Regions from separate parts of the Homo sapiens genome. Here region 2 is linked to region 1. A link is an interaction called in ENCODE POLR2A ChIA-PET data of the cell type or tissue named here. Cell type or tissue: PC-9. All regions are shown on one strand. Links, peaks and the distances in the headings refer to the core of each region. The heading gives the core; the rest is flanking DNA. Region 1 holds the start of OLFML2A (olfactomedin like 2A). Region 2 overlaps PPP6C (protein phosphatase 6 catalytic subunit).

Region 1 (5,373 bases), core at 220-5,219:
GTCTAGCTAGAGTGGAGGAGAGGGCATTCAAGCTGTGAAATGTTCCAGCAACTGAATAGACTCAACTTGTGTCTTTTTTTTTTTTTTTGGCCGGATTCTTGCTCTGTTGCCCGGGCTGGAGTGCAATGGCGCGATCTTGGCTCACTGCAACCTCTGCCTCCCAGGTTCAAGTGATTCTCTTGCTTCAGCCTCCTGAGTATCCAGGATTACAGGTGTGTGCCACCATGCTCGGCTAATTTTTGTATTTTTAGTAGAGATGGCATTTCACTATGTTGGCCAGGCTGGTCTCGAACTCCTGACCTCAGGTGATCTGCCCACCTTGGGCTCCCAAAGTGCTGGGATTACAGGTGTGAGCCACCACGCCCGCCCAACTTGTGTCATCTTGAAGTTGGGTCTGCCCTTTTTCCTCATGGCCAGCCCCGCCTCACCATGAGGCAAAGACCTCCCCAAGAGCACAGTAGCCAGTTGGGCACCTCCCCCTGGCTGCCCAGAGGTACCCCAAACTCAATCCATTCCAAGACTGGACCCAGCCTCTTCTCCCAGACCCATGTCCACCTACCCTCCTGCCCAGCCTGGATCTCTGAGCCTCCTTCTTACCCTGGATAATCTGTCAGTCATCGTGTTCTTCTGACCCTTCATCCTAAATATCTCTGACCTCTGTCCCCTGCTCTCCACTCCACAGCCATAGCCCTAGTTCGGGCCATATTAACTGCTACCTGGACAACACAGCAGCTTCCTGTGTTTGATGAATCTCCCAAAAGCTCCTCCTTGGTAATCTATTTTACTCTTGCTCCACAAACCTCCATGGATCCCTACTCCCTCCATGAGTTCCCAACTGGGGGCCATGCCTCAGAATTGCCTGGGGGTGCACCTGGGAGCTGCAGATGCCTGGGTCCTGCTCTAACCCGATGGTTCAGACGCTTTCCGGCTCCCCAGCCTATCTGGATGCTTCCTAGAGGCTCCAAGGCTCCAACTACTCAGGCTCCCTCTGTTTAGGAGTTTTGAACAACCTCAATCAGACTCTTTTGAGCCTCAGTGTTCAAGACCATAAAATGGGGAAGGGCCGCTGAAGCCTCAGAGTGTTGGCACAAGGGATGTGTAAGATTCTGCATGTAAGTGCTGGGGACATGGCTTGGCACACACGATGCTCCTCAAGGCTCTGCCCCAGATGCCCCAGCCAAAGGGAGTGTTGGGATAAGACCCTCCTTGCAGAGACACCCAGTAGGGCTTGGCCTGGCCTCACAGTCTTGATGTGTCGAAGGAGGACTCCATCACTATGTGGCCCTCGCCTGCCGGAGAGCCTGTTTCCAATTACACCCACAGGCGGAAACTCCCGGAGCGGAGGCGAAGCAACACCTAAACCCCCGGGACTAGCCTGGCCTGGAACATCTGATCCAGCCCCGGACACCACCGCCTGCCTGCTCTAGCCCCTCCTGCTCCCCTGGCTGGGCTCCCACAGTCCTTTGGGCTTCCCTCTGTCCTTGGGCCCCTGATCAGCAGGCTGACCAAAGACCCCCTCCCCACCCCTTGATGCTGGAGGGAGTGAGGCACCGGCAGCCCTTTCACAGATGGGGAAACTGAGGTAGAGATGGAAAATTCTCAGTCACATTCCAAGAACCCACAGCAAGAAGCAGCTCCCCAGAGGTCTGCGGTGCTATGCCTGGGTGTCATGTGGTTACCTGTCCATTCCAACCTCTGTGCTGGGCAGCCCTTCAGAAATACCAGGGAAGCTGTGGGGTCCCCCTCCTCCTCCCAGCCCCGACAAAGCACTTCCTTAGATGGAAACTCAAAATCCAGTTTAGGAGAGACCTAGTTATAAACATGAAATGAAAACACGTTGAGCAAGGAGCTGGCCAAGGAGACCAACAGAGTCCTGGGGTGAGCTGCCCTGGACCCCTGAATGTGCTGGGCCAGAGGGCAGACTAGAGCTCCCAGGAACAGGAAGCCCAAGGAGGGGCCAACTTAACCCTTTAGGGCCCTACATTGACTTCAAGTCCCAGGCTGGCCCTCCGAAGGGCTCATCCTCCACCCCAGGGAAAACGGAATGGGCTTGGAGAGGAAGGCGGGGTTGTGATGGGGGAAGGAGCGAGTGATAATGAAAACAGCTCTCTCTGCAGAGCCAGCAGGAGTCTGGCTCAGCTAAGGAATGCAGAGTAAATTCACCCATCACTTGATTTTTATTTTTCCCAGCTGGCTGAAGTGGTTTGGGGGTGGGAGGTGTCTGGGGGAGGGCTGTGCTGAGTCCCCCAGCTGTTCATCCTGCAAGCTCTAGGTTGTGCCTCTCCACCCCACCAGCCCCAGCTTGTCCTGGGACAGCTAAACACCCCCCCCCCACCACACACACACACAACCTAGCAAGTGTTTGGCTGACTCACTACACAAACAGGGTGTTGGGTTTTCTTTGTCTCTGCTTTGTTTAGAATGTGAGCTCTCCCCCACAAGCTCTACAGCTCTCTGCACAGACGATGCCCAACACCAAATATCCCTCCCAGCCAGAGATCCCAGTGGTGACAAGGCACTGATCAGGTTACCTAGGATTTTCTACTCACTTGTCATCATACCTGAGCCAGATCAGGGAATCCCAGAGGGCCCCATATGGAAGGAAGGTTGGGGAGATGTTTCTTAGATGAAGAAACTGAAGCCCAGAGACAGGCAGTGATTTGCCCAAGGTCACACAGCAGAAGAATAGCAGAGGAAGGCCAGAACCTAGGGTTTTAAATGTACAAGCCAGCTGCCTCTGTAAACACCCTAGTTTCCCCACCTGTAAATTAGAAAAAATACTCATTCCCTCCTTGTCTCTGGAGTACATGAGCAGCGTTGTACGTGGGTGCTTTCATGCCCTGAGCTGAATCAGGCTGAGAGTTGGCCAGTGCCCACTGCTCATATACTCACCGTGTGGCTAGTGGCTTCTGTCTTTTATCTGTCCGTGGGCAGGCAGGACACTCACATTCTACCAGGAAAGAGGCTGGAGAGGTATTGGAAGTCACTTTTTTGCCCTCACGCTCTGTGACCAGGGCTCTGGTCCTGCTCCTCACTCTCCCCAAGGTCTGTCCGTTTTTTTTTTTGTTTGTTTTGTTTTGTTTTAAGACACAATCTTGCTCTGTTCCCCAGGTTGGAGTGCACTGGCGCAATCTCCACTGACTGCAACCTCCGCCTGCTGGGTTCAAGCGATTCTCCTGCTTCAGCCTCCCGAGTAGCTGGGATTACAGGTGTGCACCACCACACCTGGCTAATTTAATTTAATTTTTTTTTTTTTTATAGAGACGGGGTCTCACTCTGTTGCCTAGACTGGTCTTGTGCCACTGCGCCCAGCTAATTTTTGTATTTTTAGTAGAGATGGGGTTTCACCATATTGGCCAGGCTGGTCCTGAACTCCTGGCCTCAAGCGATCCACCTGCCTTGGCCTCCCAAAGTGCTAGGATTACAGGTGTGAGCCACTGAACCTGGCCATCAGGGAGTCATTTCCAGAACACCCCAAGTGCTCTGGTGCTAAGTATTTTTTTTTTTTCTTTTTTTTTTTGACACGGAGTCTCGCTCTGTCGCCCAGGCTGGAGTGCAGTGGCGCGATCTCGGCTCACTGCAAGCTCCGCCTCCCGGGTTCACGCCATTCTCCTACCTCAGCTTCCGGAGTAGCTGGGACTACAGGCGCCCACCACCATGCCTGGCTACTTTTTTTTGTATTTTTAGTAGAGACGGGGTTTCACCGTGTTAGCCAGGATGGTCTCGATCTCCTGACCTTGTGATCCGCCCGTCTCGGCCTCCCAAAGTGCTGGGATTACAGGCGTGAGCCACCGCGCCCGGCCTAGTGCTAAGTACTTTACAGGCATGACCACACCGCATCTAGAGACCATCAACTGCAGGAAGTGGGTCCCATGATTCTCCCTGTATCTACAGGTGAATAGACGGAGGCTCAGATGGGCGATGGCGGATGAGAAGCGGATGTGCGACTGAACCCAGGTCGGCTTGACACCAGAGCAGATCCTCTTAGCCACAGCAGAGAACAGCTCAGACCACTTCTGGAGCTACCTAGTCCTCCAGGGGGTGCACCCGGTCCCTGGCAAGAACATCAGAGGCCAGGCGAGTGGCCAGCGCGGCTGCGTTCATCGGGTAGAGAAGACCCCCAGTCCCCAGCGGGCCGTGAAAGCCGTGGCCCAGGGCTTGCTGCAAGCCTGGGAGTCGTTGGGTAACAGTTGCCAGGAGCTTCCCCTACGAACCCCGAGTCTGGCCAGCACTCCGGGGAAATCCCCCGACCCCTCCGGGAATCGGACCCGGTCCCAGCGCCCCTTCCTCAGGCCCCGGGTCCCTAGCATCCCTACATCTCCAGCGCTTGTTCCTCCACGCGCCCCTCTCTCGGGGCCCCTGCCCCTGCGGCTTCAGTGCTGAGAAGTCCCAGGTTCGGTCTCTCAGCTCCCGGCTCCTCCGCCCTGGCCCCGGGCTCCCTCCCGGGCCGCACCCCAGCCACAGCGCCCCCTCGCGCCCCGCTACCCGCCGAGCCGCGCGGGTCCGAGGGGCGTGCGTACCTTACTGTCGGCGCGCGTGGGGCGGCCGCTCAGCAGCAGCACTAGCGGCAGAAGGAGCAGCGGCCGGGGCGGGAGGGCGGCAGCGGCCATGGCGCCACGGGCACGGTAGGCACAGGCGGCCGGGCACGGACGCTGGGAAGCGCGGGCTGCACTGCGAGCTCCGCGCCTTCGCCCGCTCTGCCTGCCCCGCGCCCCGCGCCTGCACCCTGCTGCCAGCCCCGCGGGTCTTCCAGCGCCGCCAGGGGCGGAGCTAGGGCGGAGGGGGCACCCCGCCCCGCCCCGCCCGCCGTTCGCGGGGCCTCCCCGTCGTCGGGCGGCTCTCCCAAGGGCATCCCTGCCCGCGCGCCAGGGTGGGTCTCGATCGCAGCCGGCAGGAGCAACGGGGCCAGGGCGAGGCGCGTGGGCTCCTCTCACGGACTCAGGTCCTGTCCTGTGAGTCGTGGGACCTTGGGCGTGTCCCTTCACCTGTGTGCCTCAGTTTCCTCATCTGTAAGATGGGGGACTCGTGCTTTCCTTTTGGAGTGTTTGTAAAGTTCGCATGAGAGACGGATGTTCCCAGGGCACGTGAGCCCTTGCGCTCTCCGATTTCACCCACTTCTGGACAGGGACCTGACTGCTGTAAGCCTTCCCAAGGCTCAGCAACCCCAACCTGTCTTCCGTCTTTCATTTCTCCTTCCCTCTGGAATCCCTCCTGTCGGCTCCCAAACTCCAGTAGCTTCCGGCTTTTAAATTTTTATTTTTCTCACTCTGTTGCCCAGGCCGTAGTGCAGTGGTGCGATCCCAGCTCACTACAGCCTTGACCTTCCCAGCTCAAGTGATCCTCCCACCTCAGCCTCCTGAGTAGCTGAAACTA
Region 2 (5,373 bases), core at 187-5,186, 380 kb before region 1:
GAGATCGCACCATTGCATTGCAGCCTGGGCAACAGAGTGAGACTGTCTCAAAAAAACAAAACAAAACAAAAAAACATATCTGTAAACATCAATAGAAAAGTTTAAGGATACTCACTCTTCTACCATATTTTTATTAAAAAACTGACTTACAAAACTTTTTAATGTTCACTTCCTGACTTTGTGTATATAACTACTCAATTTTTTACATAATAGAATTGTGTAGTTATAGGTATAGTTTTGTATTCCATTCTTTTCCCTAATGATTTTTGCATTTTGCTACATGGTTTTCGTCATAATTTTTATTCATGGCCTCATAAGGTCCTTGAGTTGCTAGATCTTAATTTAAGATATTCACTTATGTTAGTCATGAAGGCTGTTTCTTTTGATGTTTTAAATGTTGTCATAACACTTTTTTTTTTTTGAGACAGAGTCTTGCTGTGTCATCCAGGCTGGAATGCAGTGGCACCATCCTGGCTCACTGTAACCTCCGTCTCCCAGGTTCAAGTGATTCTCCTGCCTCAGCCTCCTGAGGTAGCTGGGACTACAGGTGCCCGCCGCCACGCCTGGCTAATTTTTGTATTTTTAGTAGAGACTGGGTTTCGCCATGTTGGCCAGGCTGGTCTCGAACTCCTGACCTCAGGTGATCCACCCGCCTCGGCCTCCCAAAGTGCTGGGATTACAGGCGTGAGCCTCTGTGCTTGGCCCACTTTTTTTTTTTTTTTTTGAGACGGAGTCTTGCTCTGTCACCCAGGCTAGAGTGCAGTGGCGTGATCTTGGCTTACTGCATCCTCCACCTCTCAGGTTCAGGTGATTCTCCTGCCTCAGCCTCCCGAGTAGCAGGGATTGATTACAGGTGCCCACCATGATGCCCAGCTAATTTTTGTATTTTTAGTAGAGACAGGGTTTCACCATGTTGGCCAGTCTGGTCTTGATCTCCTGACCTCATGATCCACCTGCCTCAGCCTCCCACAATGCTGGGATTACAAGTGTGAGCCACTGTGCCCGGACCATAACACTTTTTTTTTTTTTTTTTTTTTTTTTTGAGACAGAATCTTGCTCTGTTGCCCAGGCTGGAGTGCAGTGGCATGATCTTGGCTCACTGCAACCTCTACCTCCTGGGCTCAAGCAATTCTTGTGCCTCAGCCTCCCAGGTAGCTGGGATTACAGGTGCAGGCCACCACCCCTGGATAATTTTTGTATTTTTAGTAGAGATGGGGTTTCACCACATTGGCTAAGCTGGTCTTGAACTCCTGACCTCAAGTGATCTGCCTGCCTGGGACTCCCAAAGTGCTGGGATTACAGGCGTGAGCTCCCAAAGTTCCAGGATTACAGGTGTGAGCAGCTTGGCCTGTTAGCTAATTTTCAGATACATTTTATATTAAGCTTCCTAAAGTTGTTTTTTTTTTTTTGTCTGACTTTTTAGACTTATGGAACATTGTTATAAAAGGTGTTACTTTATTTCTTTCAGTAGTTAACATCTCACTTTCAGTTTTCTTCACTTTGACTAACATTCCTATTAAGTGTTAAAAGTTTAAATGATAATTTTATTTCAAGTGTAAAAGATGAATGTGTTAGAAGTTGTTAGTTGTAATTGGTCCAATGTATTGTAGTCAATTCCCTTAATCCAAAATCGTTTTTCTTCCAGAAAAACTGTAATGCTTTCTTTGGAAATTAGGGCTAGGGTAATAATCTAGTGGACTGAAATTTGACAAATGCACAATTTGCCAGTTACCAAATTTCAGTAAATAGAAATATGATGAAATATCCTTGGGTGTCATGGATCACACTTGTAATCCCAGCACTTTGGGAGACTGAGGTGGGAGGATTGCCTGAAGCCAGTAGTTTGAGACCAGCTTGGGCAAAAAAGCGAGACCCTGTCTCTATAAAAATTTGCTGGGCATGGTGGTGTGTAACTGTGGTCCTAGCTACTGAGGAGGGCAAGGTAGGAGGGTTACTTGAGCCCAGGAATTTGTGGCTGCAGTGAGTTATGATTGCACCACTGCATTCCGGCCTGGGTAACAGAGCCAAACCCTGTCTTAAAACAAAAAACAAAAAATATGATGAAATATATAATTTTTTTTTAACTGATCATTGAGGAGACACTCCATGGCTGTGGAGCCTGAGGGTATATAACTCTAACTGTAGAATGTGGGAAGATCTCTGTATAACACTGGAGTGTCATGTAAGTTCAGTTTGGAAGAAAAAGAGGTATCCACTTGTTTCTGTAATCTTTTGTCTCATTAAAATAGATACAGAATTTGGGTGGGCTGTTAGATTAGCTTACTGAGAAATTAGACAATTGATAAAGGATGTCAGAATTCTCAAGAGATAGATGGGGAGATGTATGAAAGAAAATGAGAAAGGGAATCCTATGATAATAATCTAGGAGTGACTTTATGGTAACTGAGCTTTATTTAGTGCTTTTTTTAGTCTTGAGAACTGTGTGCTTGGCAGTTTGGCTTACACTTTATTTCTTAAAAATGTAAATATTTGGAGTCCTCTTAGCTGCTTCTTTACACATTTCACTCTCAGTTTTGTTGCTTTGCTTCTTAACAGGAATTTGTAATCAGCATGTATTGCATTTCTTTTATAGTTTTATGACCTTTGTGAACTGTTCAGAACTGGAGGTCAGGTTCCTGACACAAACTACATATTTATGGTATGTAAACACCAGTGATATCAAGTGCTTGTTTAAAATGGAAAGGATCTGACTTATTAAATGTAAATTGCATAATAATTCTTTACCATGTGACAGTCCCTATTTCAGTATATTAAAAGATGTGTATTAGTCCGTTTTCACGCCGCTGATAAAGACATACCTGAGACTGGGCAATTTACAAAAGAGGTTTAATGGACTTAACAGTTTCACATGGCTGGAGAGGCCTCACAATCATGCAGAAGGCAAGGAGGACCAAGTCACATCTTATGTGGATGGCGGCAGGCAAAGAGAGAGAGACTGTGCAGGGATCTCTTGTTTTTAAAACCATCAGATCTCATGAGACTTATTGTCATGAGAACAGCACAGGAAAGACTTGCCCCCATGATTCAATTACTTTCCATCGAGTCCCTCCCACAACATGTGGGAATTCAAGATGAGATTTGGGTGGGGACACAGCCAAACCATATCAAGGTGATTGTATACTTTTCTACATTTAACTATGTCCTCTAATTAATTGCCTTAGTAAGCCACTGTAGATAGGGTTGGGTTGTAGCTGTCAGTAATGGTTGGGCATAAAAAATAACCCAGAACCCCTGGTTTAAGGCAAAAATCTTCAATTGACTATTATTTATTCAGACTTTTCGAGCATTCATTTTTATCTCTCGTTAATCTATGGATGGATTAATATACACACATACACATTTGCTATAGATGTTTGCTTTTCTTTTGGAATGTAATGTTACTGTTGAACTTTTTCTGGATCCTTCTCTCATTTTCTTTCCTTCTGAAAGTTTCTGGGTCACTTTCTTATTTTTTTTTTTTGAGACGGAGTCTCTCTCTGTTGCCAGGCTGGAGTGCAGTGGTGCGATTGGCTTACTGCAACCTCTGCCTCTTGGGTTCAAGTGATTCTCTTGCCTCAGCCTCCCGAGTAGCTGGTATTACAGGCGTGCGCCACCACGCCCAGCTAATTTTTGTATTTTTAGTAGAGACAGGATTTCACTATGTTGGCCAGGATGGTCTGGATCTCTTGAACTCGTGATCCGCCCACCTCGGCCCCTGCCTTGGCCTCCCAAAGTGCTGGGATTACAGGGGTGAGCCACCACGCCGGCCACTTTCCTATTCTTTCAGCTGTTTTCCTATTGGTGTAATATTGGCCCAAGTCAGACATTAATGGGAAGTGTAAATAGTATATTATCATATATGGTTGTTAAATGCAAAACTGAGCCTAGAACGCTGTTATAATTATGGTATTTGCTTTTACAAAAAATTTTTTTCTTCAAGTAGGCAACTCTTCCAATACAGTTAAAATGATTCTTAAAATAAAAAATTATTTTACCTGGGCATGGTGGTACATGCCTGTAGTCCCAGCTACTTGGGAGGCTGAGGTGGGATGATTGTTTAAGCTCAGGAGTTCTAGACCAACCTGGGCAACATAGTGAGACCCCATCTCTAAAAAAAAAAAAAAATTGAATTTTTAAAAATTAAATTACTTGGCCGGGCGCAGTGGCTCACGCCTGTAATCCCAGCACTTTGGGAGGCCGAGGCAGGTGGATCACCTGAGGTCAGGAGTTTGAGACCAGCCTGACCAACATGGAGAAACCCCGTCTCTACTAAAAAAAAAAAAAAAATACAAAATTAGCCGGGCTTGGTGGTGCATGCCTGTAATCCCAGCTACTCAGGAAGCTGAGGTGGGAGAATCACTTGAATCCAGGAAGGGGAGGTTGCAGTGAGCCAAGATCACGCCATTGCACTCCAGCCTGGGCAACAAGAGTGAAACTCCATCTAAAAAAAAAAAAAAAAAAAACTTAAAAAATACTGGTTAGCAGATGACCAAATCAACTAATGTAGGTAATAGAGGATTGAAAAAATGGTGGTTTTGCCAGGTGTGGTGGCTCACATCTATAATCCCAGCACTTTGGGAGGCCAACGTGGGTGGATCACAAGGTCAGGAGTTTGAGACCAGCCTGACCAACCTGGTGAAACCCCCGTCTCTACAAAAAATACAAAAATCAGCCGGGTGTGGTGGCGGCTTGTACCTGTAATCCCAGCTACTCAGGAGTCTGAGGCAAGAGAATCGCTTGAACCCGGGAGGCGGAGGTTGCAGTGAACCGAGATTGTGCCACTGCACTCCAGCCTGGGTGACAGAGTGATACTGTCTCAAAAAAAGAAAAAAAAGAAAAAAAAATGGTGGTTTTTTTTTTCAGGGAAAGTTTTTGAGAGAATGGCACAGCAGATTCTTGTAGATTTCCCTGGAATCAAAAATCTTGTTTGTATAAACATTTAATAGAAAAAATTTGTTTACGTGTATTTTATTTTTTTGTTAAAATCAAATTTCCAAATAATTCAGTATGTAACTCTTTATTGTAGTTATAAACTATATGTTTGTACAGTTTGATATAATTTGAAAAGAATATTGTGGCTATTGTATTGTTTGTAACTGTAAACTTTTACTTCACAGGGTGATTTTGTAGACAGAGGTTACTATAGTTTGGAGACCTTCACTTACCTTCTTGCATTAAAGGCTAAATGGCCTGATCGTATTACACTTTTGCGAGGAAATCATGAGAGTAGACAGATAACACAGGTCTATGGATTTTATGGTAAGAATTCCTATTTCTCTGATTCTGAATATTATTTTACTTTCCTCTTTGGAAAACAAAGCTACACAAGTCATACACATGCTTTATGTATATTATTTTCCCCACATCCTCACT

Evidence for each region. ChIA-PET counts read pairs that join two places held together with the same protein. Peaks named below come from ENCODE experiments on the same cell type or tissue, not always from the same donor. Only the 100,000 strongest peaks of a DNase experiment are listed, where the experiment ranks them.
Region 2: POLR2A ChIA-PET joins it to region 1 with 27 read pairs; 4 of 35 experiments call an interaction of 5 or more read pairs at or near these places.

What each region holds. Positions count from the first base shown.
Region 1 is chr9:124,776,508-124,781,880 of GRCh38, reverse strand. OLFML2A (olfactomedin like 2A) reads right to left here and starts at 4,748. Exons shown (of 8, transcript NM_182487.4): 1 at 4,521-4,748. The coding sequence starts at 4,610. RefSeq lists silencers at 4,375-4,674, 4,745-4,844. In PC-9, for the core only: CTCF peaks have their summits at 4,315 and 4,519 (motif pointing left); a DNase peak (open chromatin) is centred at 2,500; H3K4me3 peaks cover 863 bases; H3K27me3 peaks cover 369 bases.
Region 2 is chr9:125,158,127-125,163,499 of GRCh38, reverse strand. PPP6C (protein phosphatase 6 catalytic subunit) reads left to right here. Exons shown (of 7, transcript NM_002721.5): 3 at 2,594-2,659; 4 at 5,118-5,259. Among named protein-coding and RNA genes, the nearest start is that of SCAI, 17 kb to the right of the region's middle. In PC-9, for the core only: no CTCF peak of the experiment used is centred there; DNase peaks (open chromatin) are centred at 389 and 2,069; H3K27ac peaks cover 1,675 bases.